Regions from separate parts of the Homo sapiens genome. Here region 1 is linked to region 2. Evidence: chromatin loops called from intact Hi-C (ENCODE). Cell type or tissue: PC-9. All regions are shown on one strand. Links, peaks and the distances in the headings refer to the core of each region. The heading gives the core; the rest is flanking DNA. Region 1 overlaps SLC13A1 (solute carrier family 13 member 1). Region 2 overlaps NDUFA5 (NADH:ubiquinone oxidoreductase subunit A5).

What was found. A loop is a pair of places that touch in the nucleus more often than their neighbours do. Peaks named below come from ENCODE experiments on the same cell type or tissue, not always from the same donor. Only the 100,000 strongest peaks of a DNase experiment are listed, where the experiment ranks them.
Region 1: it touches region 2 in a loop (2.9-fold over the local background); 2 of 110 quality-filtered maps call a loop at or near these places.

The regions. Positions count from the first base shown.
Region 1 is chr7:123,149,766-123,162,305 of GRCh38, reverse strand. The region is part of intron 6 of SLC13A1 (solute carrier family 13 member 1); the gene reads left to right. Among named protein-coding and RNA genes, the nearest start is that of SLC13A1, 44 kb to the left of the region's middle. In PC-9, for the core only: CTCF peaks have their summits at 7,651 and 7,853 (motif pointing right); a DNase peak (open chromatin) is centred at 7,865.
Region 2 is chr7:123,535,812-123,548,351 of GRCh38, reverse strand. NDUFA5 (NADH:ubiquinone oxidoreductase subunit A5) reads left to right here. Exons shown (of 5, transcript NM_005000.5): 4 at 2,676-2,741; 5 at 6,132-11,355. The coding sequence ends at 6,233. It overlaps LOC124901740 (a long non-coding RNA gene), which reads right to left. Exons shown (of 2, transcript XR_007060507.1): 2 at 12,093-12,540. Among named protein-coding and RNA genes, the nearest start is that of IQUB, 7.5 kb to the right of the region's middle. In PC-9, for the core only: CTCF peaks have their summits at 10,895 and 11,100 (motif pointing right); DNase peaks (open chromatin) are centred at 10,031 and 11,071; H3K27ac peaks cover 969 bases.

The DNA.
Region 1 (12,540 bases), core at 6,509-9,008, 380 kb after region 2:
TTTTCTATTAAAGAAACTATTGACTTTTGACAATATCATTTCTCCCATATATCTTTATTTTATGAAATACAAAAATCTAGTTCTTCACATTTTATGTTATTGAAATATTATCTAGCAAATAGCATAAGCTCAGCCATATTAGTGATATCTGTACTTTAACTGTACAATAAGCCCCCCACACTACATAGCTTATTTGAATACTATATTTTATTTCTTGAAATACTCAACAGTGTTCTCCTATGCATCTTCTAGTGGTATTTTCTAAAAAAAAAAAAAAAAGAAATATGTTTGTCTCCAAATTGATTTTTCTGTATTTTGATTAAGAAATATTTCATGCATATATGCCTGTATAAAACGTGACTAAATATTTTGAAGAATAACAAAATAAGATAATGTATACCACATCCCAGCTTAATAACTAGAACATAATGATTTCTAAAATCTACACGAGCCTATCTCTTTTCCTTACAGAATCACCCCCAACCCCTTGCCAAGTTAGCTATAGTCCAAATTTTGTGTTAATCATTCTCTTGTTTTCTTTTGTTTTATCACTTGCACTAGTTAAGGTATGGATTGGTCGCCACAGCAAAGACCAAATATAGCAACAATTTCAACAAGATAGAAATAGGCTGGTATAGTGGCTCCTTCATCACCATGCCCCTGACTCTTTCTATCTCTTCTCTGCCATTTCCAGCACTGGAAACTTGCAGTTCAAGATGGCTCCCCATCTCCCTCTGTCCATTCTGTATCGCAGCTAGCTGCTCAAGGAAAGGAGAAAGTGGAAGGCATATGTACTTAGAAATTATTCTATTACTTTCCTGGATTTAAGAGTATTCAGATTTTCTATTTCAACATCAAACAATTGCATTTTTAAAAAGAAATTTATGTGTTCCATGTCAAATTTAGTAGTGTGTGGTTGTTTATAATATTTTCTTATATCTACTTAATTTCTATAGTATTTATAGTTATATGTCTTTATTTCTAACATTTTTCTTGTGCTTTTAAAGATTATTTAAAGATTATTTTTAAATAATCTTTATTTCATTTAAATAAAATATTTTATTTAAGTCTTTTTTAATGTAAATCTTTATTTATCTTATTTTATTTAAATCTGTATTTTAAAGATTATTTTTCAAATAATCTTTCCAAACTATGTCTATTTTATTAGTCTTACAAGTCTTGTCAAAGAACCAACTTCTGACTCCTTTCACCCTCTCTATTTAATGTATATTTCATATTATTTTTAATAGTTTTCTTTATTACTTTGTTCTGTCTACTTTGTTGGTGTATTTATGCTCTTGCTCTTTTACTAATTTTTAAAATCTGACCTTTACCTTATTAGTTTTGAGTTTTTCCTCTCTTCCAAAGTAAGGATTTAAGGATATGAATTTGCTTCTATTACTTTAGCTATTTTCCATATTTTTCAGTTTTGTGTTTTCTGATTTCCATTATACTAGATTTTTTTCACTCAAAAGATGCTTAGAAATGTGTTTTGAAATTTAAAATAAATTAGATTTTTAGCTACTTTTAAATTTTTTCTAACAATTTTTCTGCGGTCAGAAACTGTGGTCTATATAACAGTTCTCTAAAACTTGTTAAAGCAGCTTTTCGGACTAGCACATAGTCAGCTATAATAAATATTTTTCATTGTGCTTAAAACAAATTGTACATTTTTAACTAATTAGGTTCGATGTTTTCCAAAACTCTGTAAGATCAAGTTACTAGTTGTGCTTCTCAAATCTCTGTGCTCTGACCAAGTTTTGTCTCTTTTTATTCAGCAACTGATGAGACTGTTTTGTTAAACTCTCCTTCTATCATGCAGGTATTCTATTTCTTCTGATACTTCTGTCCATTTTGGTTCCTCTGCATTGTTAAATTATGTTATTCTGAACCCATTTAGAATGTTTCTGTGTGTGTGATTGATTAACCTTTTATCATTTTGCTGTGCACCTCTTCATCTATCTTAATTTTTTTGGTCTTTGAGTTTATTTGTCTGCTGATAATACAGGACGACCAGCTTTTTTTTTTTTTTTTTGAGACTGAGTCTCACTCTGCCACCTAGGCTAGAGTGCAGTGACACGATCTCAGCTCACTGCAACCTCCGCCTCCTGGGTTCAAGCGATTCTCCTGCCTCAGCCTCCTGAGTAGCTGGGATTACAGGTGCCCAGCTAATTTTTTGTATTTTTAGTAAAGAAGGGATGTCACTATGTTGGCCAGGCTAGTCTCGAACTCCTGACCTCATAATTCGCCCACCTCGGCCTCCCAAAGTGCTGGGATTACAGGCATGACACTACCAGCTTTTATAAGGCTAGTATTTACCTGGCATTTCCTCTATCCTTTCACTTTCAACACTTTATGACACTACCAGCTTTTATAAAGCTGGTATTTACCTGGCATTTCCTCTATCCTTTCACTTTCAATATTTCTGTGTCCTTATATTTTAGGTGTATCTCTTTTATTATGTTTGAAAAGTTTTACCTCTACCCGACATGTTTTATCCATTTAAATTATTTGTGACATTATATATTTAGAATAATTTCTACTGCCAGCTTTTTATTTTTTCCAAATATTCTTTCCATCTTTTCTTCCTGCGTTCCTATGCAGTTATTTTCTTTTATTTCACGCTACACACACACTTGTATGGGTGGTCTATTCTATACTTTGTGTCTATTTTAATTGTCCAATCATTTTCTATATTGTTAGACAGCAAGGATTGCCATAACAAAATAGTACAGAACTGTGTCTTAAACAATACAAATCTGTTATATTTTCTCCCAGTTTTGGAGGCTAGCCAAGTACAAGATCAAGGTGTTATCTGGGTCGGTTTCTAGTGAGACCTCTCTTTCTGGCTTGTACAAGGCTACCTTCTCATTGCATCCTCACGTGATGTTTTCTCTGTGCACATGCAGTAGAAAGAGGGATTTCTGGTCCCTTTTGCTCTTTTTACAAGGACATCAGCCCTATCGGATTAGGCATCCTTCTTTGTTTAAACTTAATTACCTCTGTAAAGGCCCTTTTCCACACAGAGTCACTTTGAGTGTTAGAGCTTCAACATACGAATATTGAGAGACATAATTCAGTCATTAATATCATGTCTACTTAATATATAAACATTTAAAGATAATCCATTTTTTTTTCTCCTGAACAGTATAAAGAGCCTAGGATATTTTAACTTAGACCATCGCTTTCTATTTACATGCCATTTTCCAATTTTTTAGTTCTAGTCTATTATTCCTCCATAAATTACATAATTGTATTATTTTTTAAAATCAGTGCTCTGTAGAGTTATGTTCATATTTATTAATATCTTTGTTCACCATTGTATTTTGCTTCTCAGACCCCCTATCTGGGGTCATGGTCCTTCTTCTTGAATATATCTTTTGAATGTATTTCAGAGAGTGATTTTGGTGTTAAATTCACAGTTTTTGTTTGATAGATTTCTATAATTCTTGAAACATGTTTTTATAGTTATAGTGTGCTAGATAGGTTATTATTTTTTATTTTGCACATTGAAATATATTTATATATTTCTACTGCCTTTTGGCTTTCTTTTTTTCTATTTAAAAGTCAGCTAGCTATCAGTCAAATTATTATTCCTTTGTAGGCAATCTTTTCTCTTTGGTTGCTTTAATGATGTGTGTGTATATGTGTGTGTGTGTGTGATAGAATTTTACTTTGCTATGCCTAAGTGCATATTTCTCCTGAATCTGTGTATTGATCTTTCCCAACAATTCTTGCAAATTATCAGGTGTTATTTCTCAATATTCAATTGCCTCATCCTAGTTCTCTGTATTCTCTCCCTCTGAGTCTCCAATTAAACATTCTGCACTTTCTCACTGTGGTTTCTAAGCTATTTAACATCTATTTTTATGAGTAGTAACTTCTGATTTATATTCCAGCTAGTTAATTTTCTCTTTAGCTATGTCTATTTTGACCTATTTACTGAGCTTTTAAATTGTTATTTAAATTTAATTTATGTAAACTCTATTTGTCTTAAGATTTGCCTGTAACTTTTATAATCTTTTTCATATTTTCAATTGCTTCTCTAATTTTATTAATCATATGTAAATGTAATTATATTTTGTGTCTGTGTCCAACACCTCTGAGGTCCTTGTGGGTCTCTTTCTTTGATTTAGTTTTTATTTATTTATTGCTGGTTCTCATTTTGTTGAATTATTTTCTTGCATGTTCAGTACTTTTAAACATTGAAATTTTTTTTTAGTTACTATGGAAATTCTTTAAGTCCTATGTTGCAGCTTCTTGTAAGAGTTTTCAATTATATTGCTATTTCTCTTTAACACACACATAACATAAATTAGTGCTTTAAGAAAAAATGCTCATGGTTAGGAATTTTTAGGGGATATTGTTTTCCCTTAATTCAGCATGATATTTTCTTTCTGCTTCTGCAAAGGATACCAGCTTTATGTGTATTTTCTTGTATGATTCCCCACACACATTTGGCCTGGAGCAATATCTTTTATACCAAGCTCTCCTTGCAACATGATACACTGAAATCTGAAATCCTATTTTAAATCCAGCTTTAAAATGATTGTTGCACTTTAAAAGATTGTTTTTAATATTTTAAATAGCATCTCATTTAGCATGGGAATCTGATTTGTCATGCTGCTGGATAGAAAAATATGCTATGTTATTATATTTTGTTTCAGTCATTTTTACAACTAGAAAGAGCAAGGTTTTTCTCAGTGGCACACACACACAAACACACATACACATATGCTTTTTCCTAAGAAAGTATAAGGGAAGCTTCTAAATAGTTAACATTTAGGGCAATAAAATTTTTTAAGTAAATATTGGATTTAATCATGACTTTTAACATTTCTGAAAAATAGAGTTTATTTATAAAGAGGCCTCATGTCCTTAATGCTACATTTTAAACATCTCTTTATTCATCACACACAATAAATGTTTATTACTTTATAAACATATCCAAATTCACAATATGTAATAGTTCTTTATTAACTACGGTGGATAAAAATTCTATTTCAGAGTCTTACCGATAACTTCAATTTTACTACCAACTCCTCTGAATTCTTCAGGTTATTACTGATTATATTTTCACTAGATCTTCATGAAGAGTTCATACTAGCTGTAAGGAGAAGATCCTCTCCTACAATTTCTTGCTATTCACTTATCTAGTACTTTCATTCAATAATTTCTTTACAGAAGGATGTGGGGAGAGTTTAGGTATCCCTTGTAAGAAAGCAGAAACACAGGAAAACGTTGCAGAGTGATACTGAGGCCCATCTGAGGTCAGAGGTTGTGGATTTCTCACAGCACCAGCGAGCTTAGCCAAGGGATTTTCTCCAGTGGCATCCAAGAGAGCATAGAAATTGATTTTCATATTAAGCTGAAGTTCAGGGTCCATAAAGATGGGAACAGCAAAATGATAAGCCTGCTGGGATGTTGAAGGCACAGCAGGAGAGTTGTCAGTGATTCATCTGAAGGGATAGGTTTGCCCTGGTAAAGAATGAGGCCTTGAGAAGGTCTAGAAGGACTTGAGCTCCTGATAGGGCCAAAGAGAAGGCATGGAGAAGAAAAAGGATGGGAAAACTAAAGGGATCAACTATTGTGATCAGAGCTTCGTCTAATAAAGAATCCATTATAAAAAAAATTTCTTTACAGAAATAATCTTCTTATAGACATTTTAAACCATTAGAACACTGTAGGAAGGCTGGTTTAATTAAATAACATAATCTGTTATTAACTTAACTGAGGATCTTTAAACTCAACATGCAGACCAAAAGGACAGGTTCCCACTGTCTCAATTCCTCTGTGCACTATGGAACTTCCACTCTCCTGTTCCCTTTTTAGTTACATCATCTACCAACATATGGACCACGAAAGCACCAAGGTCAAAAGTGGGCATTAATTATTAGTAAATATTTATTTCTTTAATTTTGAAATGTAAAAAGATAAATATTGCATCTTCCATTAAGATGGCAGGTTAAATAGGCCCATTTGTTACCACTTTTCTAAGTCTTCATTAAAACAAGAACAAATAGACTTTCAAATATAATCCAAATTATATAAACATCAAGAGAAGACATGACAGCAAAATCATTTTGGAAGCTGGAAAGTAAAAAGATGAGTGGAAAATAACCCCATTATCCCCAGTAATCCCATGGAAGCTGAATCCTAAATCGGTAATGAAAAAAGCCAATAAACAATTCAATTTCCATAGCAGCAGGCTTCAACATTTTTAAAATGCTGAAAAGCAGGAGGAAGAAAAAATTGCTTGTGAAGCAGTTAAATCTTCTACTTTCTTCCTCAAATCCACATGGATGCAACAGCTTCTAATCCACCAAACAGAAATATGATCTTCAGACAAGGTAAAACGGGATAAGGAGAACCAGATCCAGTTCTGGGCTGGGGGAGGGTGTCACAAGGAAAACAGGGGTACTGAGCGATAGCTTACAAGTTGAAAATGGAGAACCCGGCCTTCTACCTACACTGGTCCAGGAGCCAAGTCTATGCCTTTCGGGTGTCAGCAGGCAGAAGGCCAGATGATGCTTCCTTGGAGAACACAATCAGCGTTAAGAGAGATGAAAACATTGACCTTAGAATTTTCTCAAAAAAAGGCCAAGTCAGATGACATTACAGTGAAGCTTACAGGCAACAACAAATCCCAAAATACGAGTGCAGAGCTTCTACACAAATATTCACCGCCTGAAATGTGAGCAGACAACCAAAAATTCCTGGATATCTGATGAAAGCCTCAATTATGAAAGAGAGATTGCCAAATAAATAAAAAGAAAAAAGAGCAATTTGCGGGAAACAGAGACTATGCAAGAAGAAGAGACTATAAAAAAGAAAATATCATTAATATAATCAGAGAGGCAAACAAATATATTACTTGTATTTATGAAATACAAATACAAATAGTATTCTATAAAAGAGAATCAAGAAGGCAAAAATACAAAATATGTAAATATAAAATAAAGTATAAATGTAAAATATAGAGATATAAAAGCATAAATGGAAAATTCAGTAGACAAAACAGAAAGAAACAGAATAAACAGGAAATAAGAGGAGTTTCCAAAAAAGAATAGGAAAAAAGAGAAGAGTATATTAAAAATTCAAGAAAGTTTCTACAATGGAAGAGTACAAGTTTTATGATTAAAGGACTCACTAAATGTCATCAAAATGAATGAAGCAGACCCACACAGGGCAGGTCTGTTTTAAAATCTTTGAGTTTTCAGAATACTATAAGATGACCCTAAAAGCTCTCAAAAAGGAAGAAACACTAATTCCTTACAAAGGATCAAAAATATGAATGACTGAATACTTCTCCCCAGCAGCACTACTCAGAGACAGCAGAAAAACTGCCTTCAAAATTCTAAGTAACATTTATTTCCAACCTAGAGTCAATATCCAGTCAGACTTTTGATGAAATAAGAGGGAAGACTTAAGTCTAGATAGCTCTTTGCAGTTCTAGAGAAAAAATAACTAGGTTTGGGACAGGAAAGGAGGCCCTGAAAGAGATGTCATCAAGACAATAAAATTGGCAGAATATTGATGTGAATTAGGTATCCTATCACTTGATTGTTCTGAGAGAATGTTTAAGCAACCAGGGAATATTTGGGACTGATTCAGTAGTAGGTACTTTAAAAAATAAGCAAGTAAAAGAAGGAAAAGACATATTCTAACTTACAGAAGGGGCAGGAAAAGTAATGTATATCATATTTCTAGCTGTTAATAGAGCTCTAGGCAACATATTGAAAATGTGAAGTCTGTACTATAAGCAACATTATGACAGAGCCATAATTGGAGGATGATACAAAGTATACGTATTCAGTGAAGGAAGCTGTGAAAGAAATCTGCAATCGTTGCCACCAGGTGGCAATAGTGAGTTACATCTGGACCTGCAGGATTTCTGTTGTGACAGGTCCACTGTGATGATGTCATTGGATTCTGCATTCGGTCATGTCCTCATAGGAAATTTTTCAGTTACTTGGAAGAAGATGTGGAAGGCATACTCCACATGTATGGTAGACAGAAGGGATTGAATAAAAACACAATAGGTTACCATTGTGGTAAAAGCAGTATGAAATGGAACTCAAATGTAGTTTTAAAAATTCATAGAAGTAAAGTATTCTGGAAGGCAAGTTGGTACAGGGGAAATTCACTGAGAGAGAACTCACAGACATGGATTCTGCTTTCAAGTCTGTAGTAATCAGCTGGGTCACACTTGAGACTCATTTTGCACTTCTGAAATATTAGGTCTTTACACCATATAATCTCTAACTACCTGTCTGCCCTAATAGTCTATAATTCCTTTATATGTTAAAAAAACTTATTTCTGGCAATAAAAGTTACAAAAAGTATCAAGAAGGTGGAAGATACCACTAAGCTCATGATTAAGAAATAACTATCCTTAATATTTTGATATATTTTACTTCAGCCACATATATATATGTTTCATTTCAGGCACATGTGTATATGTAGAAATATTTTTTGTTTTAAAATTTTACATCATTTTGTACTTTTCACTTCACATAAATATCCTTATATAACACAAGTACTTTTCCATTCATAATATACCTGTGACAATGTCCTGTGGCCATAGGCTGAAACTACTATCTAGGCAGAAGACTAAAGATTAATCTGCTGTGATACCTGCCCCCTTTGTATAATTTCTGTACCACTAGTTGGCTCATTTAGTGGCTCATATCAGGCTTTCTTAAGAGCCCTATTTTTCAGCTCAGTGCCCTCTGCTACTGTCCCTCTAGTCCTCATGCTTTACCCTTTACTTCAGTATCATCTCTTCTGTGTTCAGCCCAGCGAACACAAGCACTCGGTAAAAATAATGATAAATCTGAATGCATGGAGCTCATGTTTACTGGCTAGATTAAAAAAATGGTGCATTCACCATTCCACTTCAAAAACTCCTCCTCTTAACCTTTAATTTGCATTATGATATATTAGTGTTAGCATTTACTGTAGAATTTTTACCCTGAATTTTAATGCCTTTATAAATTGTTGATGATATTTGCATAAACATCAGCTCATGTGCAGTAGCAATAATGTATATTTTAAAGGTCCTTATTAATAAAAAATGTGTGGTTAATTCATAAGGCATAAAGCATGGCAAACATATTAACCTGTTTCTGTTTTGATTTTTTTGTTTTATATCATCCAGTGTCTTTTAATAATTCTATATATATGCATATATTTACAGTTAAGCTTTTATATGAAATCCAATTTTTTCTTTATTTATATTTTTGAAAGTTTTAAGGTGGCAAAGGGAAATCATATAAACATTGCATATTTTAAGTTTCCATTCTTATTATCAATTTAATAATATTCAAATTATGCATCACTTTCTGGTTTGTGTTTGAAGTCTTTCCTATAGTAAACTATTTAATGTTAAGCCTCAAATTTCAATTGCCACTTTGTATGACTCATAAGAATTTTTAAACTTATTTCCCTATCTTATTTACATACCACTTATTTTGTGTCAAATTTCAATGGAATGTTTTATCATATAGAAAATACAAATGATTTCTATGTATAAAATATAAGGGAAAGGGAGACGTTTGTAAATTAGTTTATTTTGGGTGAAGCGTAGAGTCCTTTGTGGGCTGACCTTAAAGTTAATTAGAAAGTAAAAGGTAAATTACAGTCCAATGCACCTGACTCTGCCATGCTAAATGCCATTTTCATATCTATGATGACTTTTAGTGAGTAGTAATTTTTTCCTTATCACAACTTTTCAAAAAGATATTTTAATAATGTCTCAAATAGCATGTTTATCTGTATGGAAGATGGCATTTCTTCTGTTCATCCTGGAGAAGGGAGAACCCTTGTACAATGTTACTAGCAATGTAAATTAGTGCAACCATTATGAAAAACAATATAGAGATTCCTTAAAAAATTAGAAAAAAAATAGAAGTACCATGTGATCCAGCAAACTCACTTCTGGATATATGTACCCCCAAAATGAAATCAGTATGTCAAAGATATATCTGCTTCCCCATATTCATTGCAGCATTATTCACAATAGCCAAGATATGGGAACAACTTAAGTGTCCCTTGATAGATGATGAATGGATAAAGAAAATGTGGCCTGAGTTACTGTAACAATCCTTTTATGGTTGTGCTTGCATTAATTCTTGCCTATTTCAGAACTCTCCTATACACAGCAGCCTAAAAAATATGTACAAATGTATTTAAGAAATACACAAACACAAGAAGACAAAAGATAATAAGTGTTTATATATTCCTTAACTACATTTAGATTCTTGTAATCTTTTAGATTACAAAATCTTTCAGATTTTGTAGGCTGCAGTCTGTAGAATGAGTCTGTAACAGGCAAGAGTTGATGCAAGAAGATCTATAAACACACTATTTCATTAACCTAGGCCAGAGATAATGTTGACTGAGACCAGGGTGACAACAGTGGAGGTGGAGAAAATTGAACAGAGTCCAGGCATATTTCAGTAGATACAATTGACAGAATTTGACGGGATGAGGAAGATAATGTTTTTGAGGAGGACAAGCAATACATTACAGCAAAGTGGCTGAGAGTATGAGCTCTAAAGCAAGACTGCATGGTTTCAAAACCCAAGTCTGTCATTTTCAGGCTCTGGGACCTCGAACAATTCACTTAACTTCTCTATGTCTTTTATTTATAAAATGACATCATAATTTTACCCACCTCATTGTATTGTAAGACGTAAATGAATTAAAACATTTAATTGATTTTAACTTGGACAGTGCTTATTACATGCTAAGGACACTATAAGTGTTTGTTGTTATAGTGATGGTGATGACATCAGCTTATATAAGTGATCCTGACAAACTAGGTTTGACAAAAGAAGTAATAGCCTTGGTCCTGAACATTTTCAGATTGGAGTTTTATTGAAGATATTATACATATACATATATATATATATATACACACACACACACACACACATATATTCAAATATATATATATAGTTTTGTTTTGTTTTGAGACGGGTCTTGCTCTATTGCTCAGGCTGGAGTGTGGAGTGCAGTGATGCAATCTTGACTCACTGCAACCTCTGCCTCCCAGGTTCAAGAAATTCTCCTTCCTCAGCCTCCCAAGTAGTGGGGATTACAGGTGCCTGCAACCAAGCATGGTTAATTTTTGTATTTTTAGTAGAGACAGGGTTTCACCATGTTGGCCAGGCTGGTCTAGAATTCCTGACCTCAAGTGATCCACCTGCCTCGGCTTCCCAAAGTGCTGAGATTCCAGGAATGAGCCACTGTGCCTGGCCCTCAAATTATGTTGAACAGGCAATTGGATACATGGGTCTAGATGGAGGAGCCTGGCTGAAGACAGAAGTTTGGTGATCTGGCATAAAAATAGTCATTAAATCAATAAAAATAAGATATTTTTAAAGGAGAAACATTAGAGTGAGGAGAGACAAGGGCCTGTGACAGCTTAAAGAAATTCCAGTTTTAAGGAAGGATGGAAGGCAAAATAACTGGCAAGGGAGACAGAAAAACAGGCAGAGATAGAAAAATCCAAAGAGTGAGATATCACAGAAACCCAAAGCAGAGTTTTTTCAGTAAAAAGAAGAGATAAACTCTTTTAGATGCTTGCTAAGGGGACTACAAAGTTGAGATTGAAAGGTTCCTATTGAACTTAGCACTGAGGGGATTACTGATAATCACAGGAAGTGCATTGTGGGTGGAATGAGGAGACAAGCAAGATGGAAGTGTCTAAGAAAATGGAGTCAGTGAATGTAAACAACTCTTTCGAGTAGTTTGGCTGTGAAAATGGAGTTAGGACAATAGTTTACTTGAAAGGAGGGTTAAGAAGTCTTTCTTGTTTTTCTTCTGTAAGGATGGCTCAAAAATAATTAAATGTTGATGAAAATTCCAATAGTCTGTAGTGGAAGGTTTCTGAGAAAATCTGAGAGACTGTGGTCCAGAAACAAGAAGTTGGAGGAGAAACATTGACTCTATTAATTATGTAGAGAACAGGAAGATGGGGCAAATGCAAGTAGGTTTCTACATTTCACAGTGATACCATTGTCTGCTGGCTTCTATTTTCTCTGTGAAGTAGGAGGCAAAGCTACTTGTAAAGACTGAGAAGGACCATTAAGAGGGACGTATAGAGATAATAAAGAAGGTTTTATATTTCCTTGTGGAAAGAGGTAGAGTAATTTGGTTATGCAAACACAGTAGGGTAGAGGAGCAACATCATTACAGCACTGGATGTTTGTGATCATGAATGATCCCATCTGCTCTACTGTGCATGTAATTTTTAACAACAGTAGCTGGCTACTCAGAAGCAGACATGACATGGAGAGAGAGAATGGTTGGGTTTATAAATCAGTTGGAATTTTCATAAAGAACTACCATTCAAGAAAAGACAAGAAAGAGAGTTTGGAGTTTTTTTAAGAAAATTTATTGAAATGGTGTACCATGGAATCTAAACTGAATAAGGATGGAAGTAAAGAAAGGAGAGGACCATAACTGGGCATAACTACATACTTTATTGACTTAGATTTGCCAGTGCAGTTGAAGGACTGTAGAGATAGAATT
Region 2 (12,540 bases), core at 9,913-12,412:
TCAACTTTGTATCCTTAGACTCTAGCATGGTACCTGGAACATAAGGTTCCTTAGAAATGTGTCTTTATCCCAAAGGCTAGATATAACCCCAAACACTTAACAGTTGTATCTCTGATTCCTGTTTTTGGTAAAATTATCACAGATTTTTAACCCTGCATACAGCCACACACAAAATCTTTAGTGAATATTGCCATTATTATAAAATATCTATTTACTAAGCCTAAGGTGGAAATAAAAGTAACTTTTTTTTTCAGATTATTACTAGGGAGATAGTACTATTTTGGTGAAAAGCGTTGTTTGTGTCCCTGTCCAAGATTTTCATCTTAGTTCTAATACTTATTTGTGGAGTGACTTGGCATATTGCTAGTTTTCTCGGTCTCAATTTCATCATCTATAACGTGGGTATAATAATACCCACCTCGAACACTTTTTGTTAGAACCGAATGAGGTAATGCACGTAAAAGCTTAACATAGTCCCAAGTATATAGTGAGCATTCAGTACATGGTACCTTATCAAGTTTAATAGCATTATGCCATTGGTGACTAAAAATCACATTATTCACTATCGGTAAGACAAATTTTGAACTGTTCACCTAACACAGGCTTTTTCTGAAATGAAAGTGTCGTTGAACTTTCCTTGCCTTCTTTACCTTCACTCTCCTGAGTCTCTTATAACAGTGACCAGCTTCCCTGTTTTGTTTTTGATTTTTGGTCTCTCATATGAGTTAATTCCCTGTTAAATAATCTGTCTTAAACATGCTTATTACTTTTTCCCCTTTTCTCCCCCTTTCAGCTGTTTTTTATGTATTCACTTCTTTAACCAAGAAACATTTATTGAATGCCATGTATGGTTCTAGGCATGGAAACTTGTGCCTAGTTGGCACAAAACAGATAAAAATCCTTTCCTTCTTGGAGATTACATGTTAGTGATGGGAGACCAAAAGAAAAAAAAAAAGTAAAAACTGAGTAAAGACGTACATAGTGTGTTAGAAAATAGTAAGTGCAGTGAAGGAAAATAAAACAAGGAAAATGTGTGCCATGGTGGGGATAGGGGATGTTACACTATGTATTAATTTCGTATGGCTGCTGTAATATTCCCACAAACTTGGTGGCTTAAAACAATGTAAGTTTATTTTATTAGACTTCTGGAGGCCAGAAGTTGGAAATCAACATCAGGGACCCAAATCAAGATGGTGTTGTCAGGGCTGTGCTTCCTTTGGAGGATATTGGGTAGAATCTGTTCTTGCCTCTTTCAGCTTCTGGTGGCTTTTGGCATTTATTGGCTTGTGGTCTCATCACTGCAATTTCTGCCTTTGTGGTTACATTACCTTTTCCTTTTCTGTGTGTAATATCCCTCTGCCTCTCTCTTATAAGGACACTTATAATTGCAGTTAGGGACTATATGGATAATTCAGGAAAATCTCCCCATGTCAGCATCCTTAACTTGATCATATATGTGAAGTCTTTGCTGTATAAAGTAACACTCACAGTTTCTAGAAATTAATACATGTATATCTTTTGTGGTATTTTTCAGCCTATCATAATGCAAATTATCAGTAGTTAATCAATAAGAAGGTGTTATTTGAGCAAAGATTTGAAAAGTGGTGAAGAAACAAGTGATGCAGATACCCTGGGCCATCCAGCAAGATACCCTGAGGCAGTAACATATCACGTCTTGTGTTGAAAAGCAAAATGTATTATTTTCTCCCTCTTTATTCCATTTATTGGCCAGAAAAACACCCTGAAAAGACAAAGCCTTATTTACATATGTGGGTATATTTACAGAGCATGATTTCTGGCTCAAAAAGCTCAGTTTACTAGAAAATAACTAAATGTCATTGAATGTTCTAGGTACTATATTTATTAACATTTTGTTCTTAAAAACTTCTATTAAATAATTATATACATTACAAATGTGTAGAAAAAAAGGACTTTTCCAGAACAACAAAACCCTTGCCTCTTCCCCTTCAATTTACTACTTGTAAAGTTAATCTCTATTTGGACTTCTTTTTGCCTGTTTTTGAATTTTATATAAATGAAATCATTAGTATGTACTGTCTTATACATACTGTACTCTGGCTTGTGCTTAATACTGTGGTTAAGAGAATCACCTATATTGTTGCATACAGTTTATTCATTTTCATTGCTGTGAAGTATTATATCCAAATATTATAATTAATTGATCCATTCTATTACAGATGATCATTTGGGTTATTTCTAGTTTGGGGCTATAATTTGTGCTGCTGTGAATATTCTCAAACATGTTTTTTAAAAAATATATTATGCATTTCTGTTTGGCATTATGCCTAGAAGTGTAATTTCTGGGTCATAGAGTAGCATTTATTTCTAATTCTAATGCTCTCAGAGGAAATACAGGAAATATTAAGAAAGCAAAGTCATATTTTAAAATCTGTTTTAGGAAGACTGAATTTGACATTGTATTTCTGTCCCTTGATCAGCATGTCAATAAACATTTAGCACTTTTCAATATTAAGACAGAAAAGCAATGAAATAGCAGAGGTGAAATGAATTTTCACCAAATATTTAGTAAAAAGAGTATGATGAAAGAAAAGTTGTATTTTTAAGTGTTTTTATATAGGAATTTTAAAATATATAGGATATTGAAACATTCAGTTAGTATGCTTCTTTAATTTTTTTTCTCCCTGAAATTATAGGAACCAGATGTTAAAAAATTAGAAGACCAACTTCAAGGCGGTCAATTAGAAGAGGTGATTCTTCAGGTAAAGAAAAAGTTGACTATTTAGGTGTTTGGTTTCATAGAGACACACAACTGACGTTCTAGAATGAAAGGAAAACTAAATTTCCTTGTTTATATCAACTCGTCAAATATGTAAGACTAATCACATATAGAAAATGTGGTGCTTCTCATGTGTATGTTGATTATAGTATTTATTGTTGATTATAGCATGAATTTATGAGACTTCTGTTAGAAGCCTGGAGTTTGACACTCTTTTAATTTAATTAGCATGTTCTCCTTGGCCTAACCTTAGTTTAAATTGGTAGCACAATATTACTGTTGTTTTAATAGTTGTATCTTATTTTAAGAGTGTGGCATATTTTTAGTAGGGAAAAATACAGACATTTTGAATTATAAAATTAAAATGTACTTTTATTTTTATTTTTGGTTCTTGAGCATTTGAGCAAGTTAAAAAACAATTGCATAGTATATTTGAGAGCTTAATTCTACATTATTTCCCAAATACTAACCCTGACAAATAATATTGAGTAGTAAAATGTAAGCATGATTATGAAGAGACTGAGATTAGAAAAATTATTAACATTATTAATTACATTTAGAATATTTAAATCTTAAATTATTCTATTGGGAAATTTTCTTCTCCTCTCACTATACCTGCTGCTTATACAAGAGAACAAACACCGCAGTTTAGTTTTATTTAATCTGAATTTTAATTCTTTTCCTTTGGTCATAGTTAGGTTATAGAAATAGATAGGTTACTGATGTAAATAGGCTGGAAATATACTATTTTGAGTATTCCGTAGTTGGTTTTTTAAAGCATCTATGGGAAAATAATGATAACTCTTTTTTTTTTTTTTTTTTTTTTTTTAAGATTTGCATCTTTTTTCTCCAATTGCTAGTAAGGTTAAACTTTAAAAATATGTTCTTATATTTTATAAATTATGTCATTAATATTTTTACTGGGTCATTTAGTCTGGGTTATTTATACATGAGTGTCTTTTTATAATAAAAGATATTAACCTTAAACTTTTCTGACATTGTCTGCACATACTTTTTCTAGCCTGCTTTTGCCTCTCAAATGGGGTTTTTCCCCCATATGTAGAGGTTTTCAATTTTTTTTTTTTTTTTTTTTTTGAGATGGAGTTTTGCTCTTGTTGCCCAGGCTGGAGTGCAGTGGCATGATCTCGGCTCACCACAACCTCCGCCTCCCGGGTTCAAGCAATTCTCCTGCCTCAGCCTCCTAAGTAGCTAGGATTACAGGCATGTGCCACCACATCCAGCTAATTTTGTATTTTTAGTAGAGACAGGGTTTCTCCATTTTGGTCAGGCTGGTCTCGAACTCCTGACCTCAGGTGATCTGCCTGCCTCGGCCTCCCAAAGTGCTGGGATTACAGGCGTGAGCCACCCTGCCCAGCTCAAATTTTTTTTATTTGGTGAAATTTTGTTGTTCCACACCCCTACAACCCTCATATTATAGGTTTAGAATGTCTTCATCTTATAAGTGTCTGATAAATATTCAATTGTTTCATTTAATTTTATTTTGTTGCATCTTTTTTCAAATGTAACCCTTTCTAATGTTTTCTTACTGTTGATTGAAGGACAGATAAAAGGAAATATTGGATAATATTGGAGATTAGGGAGGTATATCACCAACAGACATGATATACCAAATCAAAAGAATTGTTAGATGGCTCTGGAAAAAGAGGAATATAGCATTCAGACAGCTTTCTATGAATGTAGACTGTTTCAGTTATTCAAAGGCCTGTTTACCTGGCCTTTATATTCGTCAGGTTGGCTGTGGTACTAGATACAGTGTTATGGGAACTTGCCGCAAACCTTATACTGTTGCCCTATACCTATTTCTCTTTTCTGTACCACCTGATTTCACTTTGATCATGACTTTATTTAGTTGATACATCAATTTTTCATGGAATTAAGTTTTAAGGCATATTAAGTATTTTTAAGTCAGCTGTGCAGTTCCCCATGTTTTCATGGTCAGTATTAAGGGTAAATTAATTTTAGTATTTTTTTAACTCAGTATATGTAGTATATTATTTAAATATAATCATAAAAATATTGAGATATTTTACATTCTTTTTTATATGAAGTCATCAAAATCTGGTATGTATTTTACACTTTGCAGCACATCTGAATTTGGACTAGCTGCATTTCAAGTCCCCAGTAGCCATGTATGGGTAGTGGCTAACATATTAGACAGTCCCATTTCTAGATGGATGGTATGATGGTGTGTCAGAAAGGAGGAAATAGGCATCAGGGGCCAGGTGCAGCTGGGTCCAGGTTCCTGAGATAGGGCTGATTCTCAAGGATGAATGAGGCCTAGGTGACCTCCTCATGCCCTATAATGGCTGGGGGAGATTGAGAAAGCATTGGATGTTCGTGAGACCCAGGGCAACCTTAGGAAATATTTTATCAGTATTTAAATTATTTTCTCCTTTTGGCATTAGTAATACCTCTACCCCTGATTTCCATTCATCTGCTCTTTAACTCATTGTTTTTTATAGTTGCTTGTAAACATAGATTGACTTTTGGGACCGCTGTCATAGATGGGGTATTATCTTTTAACTGTGTAATAATAATTACCTTGAATATAATCTGAGCGCTTATTCTGTGTTTGAATTTCTTTTCTAACATCCTGACAGGTGTTTAATAGTATTCATCTTATAAGTTGGCTAGAGTTGTCATAAATATTGTTTGTTGTAGAAAAAATATGAAATAAAAAGCTACCTAAAATGTGTGTGTTAAATATAAGTTGTGTTTGAAAGGAAAAATTAAATGAAACATAATTTGATTAAGGAATTTACTCAGTTAGTAAATATTAATTATACATGTATTGTGTTCTACATTCCATAGATCACTGTTTTATAAACTCTGGGTCTCAAGTGACTGTGGGTCATGGAATCAGTTAGTTGGATAGTGATTAGCTTAAAAAAACACAATAGAAAAAAGAATATATCACTGCCAGTAAAGATAATAATTTAAAAAGTTTTAGTTATATGTTTGTATTGTGGAACTCAAAATAAAACATATTTTCTTACTGTGGGCCATGGTAAAATAAAGTTTGAAAGCCACTGACATAGATGAAAAGACATACTTCTGATGCTCAAAAAACTTGTGAAATATTATTAAGATAAAAAACCTCACCAGCTAAACTTTTAAACACTATAGCCTATTTCAATCAAATAGAAGATAACAAAAGATATCCTTTCTTACTCCTGATTATGTAGATGTGAGAATTAAGGTAATTTAATTACTTAATATTCAACATTTGATGGTGGAATAGATTATGAGATATTAAATGAAAGTAGTAACTAATAGTTAAATTTCAGTTGTTCTGATAAATATCTGTTGAAGAGTAAAATCCAATGATCTTTTAAAAAATTTGTATTAACAGGCTGAACATGAACTAAATCTGGCAAGAAAAATGAGGGAATGGAAACTATGGGAGCCATTAGTGGAAGAGCCTCCTGCCGATCAGTGGAAATGGCCAATATAATTATTAAGTGACTTTGGTGTGTTCATGGGAAACTGATGTAATTAAATATTCTGTTATATTAAGAGCGTGTTCTTATTACTGACATTTTGTAATCAAGAAAAGTGATATAGAAAATATGTAGGAGACTGTTAAAATTGGTGATTATGGTAATATGGTCATGTGAATCAATTTTTGATTTATAAAGTACTCACACAAGTTGTTTCAAAGATGATATTTCTGTGAACAGAGAGGCCATGGGAAGATTTGAAAATTATTAAAGAAAAATTCCTACAGATTTTCAATGCAGAGACCATAATCAAAAAGTAAACTTTCTTTAGTAGTATGTTCAATACATCATTTAATTTTTTAAGTTATCCTGAAGAAGGAAAGGTCCTTAATTATTATAGTCTAAACAAATTTATAGATTACTGTTTGAAGTAAATAATACGAGTGAATATTTTCAAATGTGATAAAATAGCACAAGTGGCTGGTGATAAAATTTGAAATTATGGTTAACCTCAGCTGTGATCTTATGTATGTAAAGTGAAATTTAAATAGATAATTATAGGTTGATTACAAAATCCATAGTGTCATTTTATTTTAGTCATTATTGAATTATACCATTTACTCTGTTTTCTTATAGTCTTAATTTTATTATATTTTGTTGTTACTGTATTATATTTGAAAACCTTCAAATTAGAATACATTGTACAGTTAAAGAAATTGACTTGGTACTTAAAAGAAAGATTTCCCATTGCATACAGGTTATTGGAGAAATTTTCCTTTTGTTGCATTTGTGGAAGTTAGTTTTCTGGCCCGTGGCCTTTAATTTTCTTAATCAACCTAATTACATCAGGATAGAGGTAGAGTTTCTGTAAAAGAAGAGACATTAAGAGTTCCTGAAATTTATATCTGGCATACGGATAGGCTTATATTCAAAACATCTTAGTCATACGACCATAAATTAAAAGTGGAGTCACTAAATAGTTTGCAGTACGTTTCTAATATAAGTGTAGGTGGGTATCAAAACAAGACAAATGCTGTTCAGGGAAAGAAGTTGGCAAGCTTAAGGTTAAACAAAAATAAAATTACATGTGTTTTCGCCTTCCTAGCTCCCTGTCATTCCTAAATACTTGGTTAAATTTAACGTGGTATCTCTTTCCTTCATAGATAGTACTATACTCTTGTGGGGTTTTGTGTATACGTGTGTGTGTGTGTGTGTGTGTGTGTGTGTGTGTGTGTGTGTGTGCACGCGCATGCGCACATTTGCTCAGAATGAGAAAAAAATGGTATTTTTCCTTCTTTCCAGTATATTTCTCCCCTCATAGAGCTGTAACATGAATACTAAATAAATATTAAATAAGGTGGATTCTTAGAGGTTAGAGTGCAAGAAGGCTCCTTCTGGTGGGGAAGTGTTAGAGGGGGAGTTAGAAGCCCAGGGTTTCTCATTCTCATGGTTCTAGTGTTGTTAACTCAATGACTACATTGAGGCAAGTTTGGCCTGTTTCTCAGAATGGCCTATTTCTAATGCTGCAAAAGAAATAGAATATGATTTATAACAACATTTTCAGTTCTAAACATTTCTTGAATATATAATATATTTATTAAAACATGATGCTGAAGTGTGTTTGCATGGGTACTTTCAAGGTAATTTTCTAGCCAACCATTATTTTTCAGGTCCTTTGGACAACACAGAAACAAAGATGGCTTGCTGTGTTTTTGTCATATTTTCAGTCCCGTATCTGCCATGATTCTTGGGCATCTTTTATGTTTCACCAACAGTGTTACTGAACTTTTTTGCTAAAAGGGGACCTTACTGGTGTTTGCATTAGAAATGCTAGTTGCAGAATAATAGTCATTGTAAAAATAATATTATAACAATAATAGCTAATGTTTGTTGAGACTTTAATATGAATGTCAGGCACTATCATAAGTACCTGACTAATTTCACTCATTAAACCTGCACTACAACCCTAAGAGTGATACTACAAATTATCTTCATTTTCCAGATAAGAAACCAGAACCCTACGTGAGTAGTTTTCCCCTGCAATTATGCAACTTGGGGCCTTGGGGACACTGAAACCAAGAGATGATTTAATAACAAATCCAAGGTCACATAGCTAGTAAGATGTGAAGCTGAAGTTTGAACCCAGGCAGTCTGGTTCTAGAACTGATGCTCCTGTTATATTATTATTTATGAATATGCTTGGGATGTTGTGACTTCTTCCTGTGCTGTATGGGCTGTACCAAATGAAACTAGATCCTGCTCTCTTTACCTTTTCTGTCAAAATTATCTGTAAAGAACAAATATGAGCAGAAGTAGTAAACGATTTCATTTTCTGCAAAGAGCTGCATATAGGTTATAGGCAGATTATGTTAATGGGATAGGTATCTAAAAGGTATTGCAATTTGGTCATTGGTTCTTTCTCCTGTCTCAATTGCTCACAGAACTTTACACCTGATCGTTTTTACTCCTTCAGTCTTTTCCCAGTTGCTTCCTATAAACATCCAGGTTAAGTCTCCTGATCACTTTGCAAATGATTCTTTTATTCAGAGATCTTCAGTGTTTTGAGTGGCTACTAAACTAATTTTAATAATTTTCAGAATGGCCTATTTCAGTTCTCCCATGGGTTTCATTCTAGTTAATCATCATACTGCAGATACTTCAAAAGAAAGAGAAGCTAATCAATTTGAGCTTTGCTAAGAAAGAAGAAATGGCAACAAAGTTGATGCCCCCTTTCTCCCACACTGGGACTTAGTGCAGACGATTCCAATTTCTTGGCATTCTTTCCTTTGGGATGAAAATGGCTTATATTTAGGATAACTATAGGATAATTTATCATTCCACTTGGAATGATTTTGAGTGAAAATAATTACATAAGGATAACAGATGTACACCATGACTGTCCTGGGCAAACAAGATATAGGGGGGCACCCTACTGGAGTAAGGCTCAGGTCTCAAGGTTGCCATCTTTCCCACACCAGTAGGATCAACTAGTCTGTCATTGGAATAGAATGAATTGATGCCAGCAGTAGTAGTCATCATGTGCAATCAGGCCTCAAGTTTTATTGTATCCTTTCACTCTCCCTCATTCTCCCCTCCCCCTCCTTTTCCCTCAGAATTGGGGGATGGAAGAAAAGAGAGCTTATATTTTATTGTCAATTTTCTAATCACATTCAGAGGAGCGAAGCTAATTAAGCCAATAACAATGTTTATGAATGTATCTTTTTTAAAAGGGAGATGACAATATATAGGAAAATTCCCACATGTAGGCTAATAGCAGCTTTTTCTTTTTCCTCCCATCCTCTATGATTATGTAAACATACAGAAGTCTAACACCCTACACAAGTGTATTGTGGGGTATGGGATTAAGTACCAAATTGCTGAACATATCACTAGTATTTTGGATTTGCTGAGTGCAGTCTTCCCATTAAAACTAAGTGTTCAGTAGGGAGGCGTGGTGGCTCACACCTATAATCCCACTACTTTGGGAGGCCGAGGTGGGTGGATCACTTGAGGTCAAAAGTTCGAGGCCAGCCTGGCCAATATGGTGAAACCCCGTCTCTACTAAAAACAAAAACAAAAACTAAGTGTTCAGTGAGATTGTAGCCTATGCTACAACAATAGTAATGCCAATTGTTTTAGAGAAAAGTAAATGAGAGGCTACCAGTTGTGTTTAGAGGAGGTCGACGTTTTATTTTAGACAAAATTCACAGGAAATCACAGTGGGAATGTGATAAGGGGTTTGAATGATTGATGGGGACAGGAAGAATTCATTTGAGAGACTAGAGATGAGTCAGTATTCTAGATCGTGAAGTAAAATAGTGAGTCATGTAGTGACTTAGCATGGGTTATCCTTAAATCCCAGTGTCTTAAGTGTATTTTTTATTCATACTGCATGTCTAAGGAGGGTTGGCAAGGAGTGCTCATAGACCCACAAGGAATCCAGGCTGAGTGTGGCACCATCAACATATATTTCCATGACCATAGTGGTGGTGGGGAATTGGAACATGGTAAATTACACATAGGAATAAAAAAAAAGAAACAACCAAGGTTAAATTTTTTTTTGACTGTGCCACAAAATTTATGAATTGAACTTGCCATGCATCACTAATAATTTTCAAATTGGTCTTTAGGTTTACATTAGCAGCTAATTTTTTGTGGTACACTTAAATGTAATTTATGATTGGCATCTGTATATAATTAAATGAAAAGCATTGCAAAGATTTCTATTTTGGTATTTCTCATGATCTTCAATTTTTTTTTAGGTGAATCTATTAGGTTTTCTAAAGATAACTATTTTTTTTTTTTTACAAAATATTGGCATTTTAATCTCTCTATAACTGGAGGGTGAATTATTTTTCACCAGAGTAAAACAGGTCCAAAGTCCCTTATCTAAATTCCTAATTTCAAAAATCTCTGAAAACAAAGTTTTTTCATAACTCATTTGGCAACAAACCCCACCTGAATTACATGAGGCTATTTGTGGTATTTATCGCACTTCAATGTGAATATGAATATATTTTGCCACAGATGTATCAATATATTTGATTCTAAACTGCTTCCTCAGACCCTCTTAATGTGTTACATAATGTAAAGTATATGCCCATATTTCCTTTCAAAAATCTGAAAAATTGTGAATATCAAACACATCTGTCTTAAAAGGTTTCAGAAAAGGGACAATAGACCTATATTTCCATTCTCTTAACAAGTTCACAAAGTGGTATTATGATCCAAATTTAATCTAAATAATTTCCAAAACAAAAATTTTCAGGTCCTTAGTTTTCTAAATTATTTTAATATTAAAAATATTCATTATTCATTTTAACCTGTAGTAACAACAGGAGATACTTTGAAATGCTTGATTTTATCAAGCCACTAGGTGGCATCTTTGTAAAAATAAAAGCACATCAAAAGAAATGTTTATTACATAAATAAATGCTGAGATGAATAAAGGTAGATGTTTCATGAGAAATACGAAGTCGTTTGGTGGAATAAATCCTGAGAAAATGCATAGATTTATCATGAAAAGGAAAATGGAAAATGGTATTGTAAAATTACTCTTTCACTTTTGGAATTGAGAAGCTTTTTCCTATTGGTTGTTTTCATTAAGTTTGAATATAAATTTATTATGTAACCAAACTACATTTGTGTGTATGTGCGTGTATGTGTGCGTGGACAGGATTTTGACATGCTAATAACTTTTCCATGCTCCACAGACTACCCAAGGAAGCCTAACTAAGTTAGGTTCCTATTTAAGATTAAATTGTATAAAGTCATCCTCACAGCAAACTACAAAAAAAAATGAATAGTGGCTATCAAGTCACATTTAACACTGTGAGACACTTAAGTTCTCTCCTACCAGTTTTTCTTCCCCCATCTCCTGACTCTATTCCTAAACCTACTGTTTGCATACCGTCTCTAACATTGAGAACAGTGAATGACAAATTTTAAAGAGGAGACCCAGCAAAGTGAATGTTTAAAACCAGTGGAATGTTTATTAGTAGCAGAATGTAAGATAAATTATGATTTTGGAGATGGGAGTGTATGAGTGTTTGTAAAATCTTATCTGCACACCTCCACACCTGGTCTACCCATCCAAGAAAGCCTAATTCTAGTGGTTACCTCTATGCCCATTTTTCCCCTTTACTTTTCATGAATGTGTGGAAATGATTAAAATGAATTTACTTTTACTGATCATTATTAAAACAAAGCCAATTTTATCTGAATATATATTTCACTATTCTAGTAAAAATATATTTTAAAATGGGATGACTGAAAAAAATGGCATTGGATATTACAAAGTTATTGGGGAGATGAGAGTGCAATTTCAGCAGAACAGTATAAAGAAATAAATGAAGACAATGAACATTTATGAATAAGGGAATGGACCTGTATTAATTTTATTAATCCTTTTAACATATCAAATCAAATTAAACAGTACTGTAATGGTTAAAAAATCTGGGACCTGGAGTTAGATTGCTTAGGTTTAATCCTGGTTCCCTCATTAAACTTTGTGTGCCTTAGTTTTCTCATTTACAAAATGGGTCTAATAGCAGTTTCTCCCTAATAAAATCGTTGTAAGGATTAAATTAGAAATCTATGTACGGTGCCTCATGACAATGAATACTTCATAAATGTTAGCTGCTATTATGAGATAGCAACATGTAGTTTGTTACTAAATTTCCAAGAGGAACATACTTGACTTGACCTCCAATACTATCCTGTGGTTCTTTAAAAGTTTTCTTATTCATTGATAGGCCGGGCGCGGTGGCTCACTCCTGTAATCCCCAACACTTTTGAAGGCGGATTGCTTGAGGCTAGGAG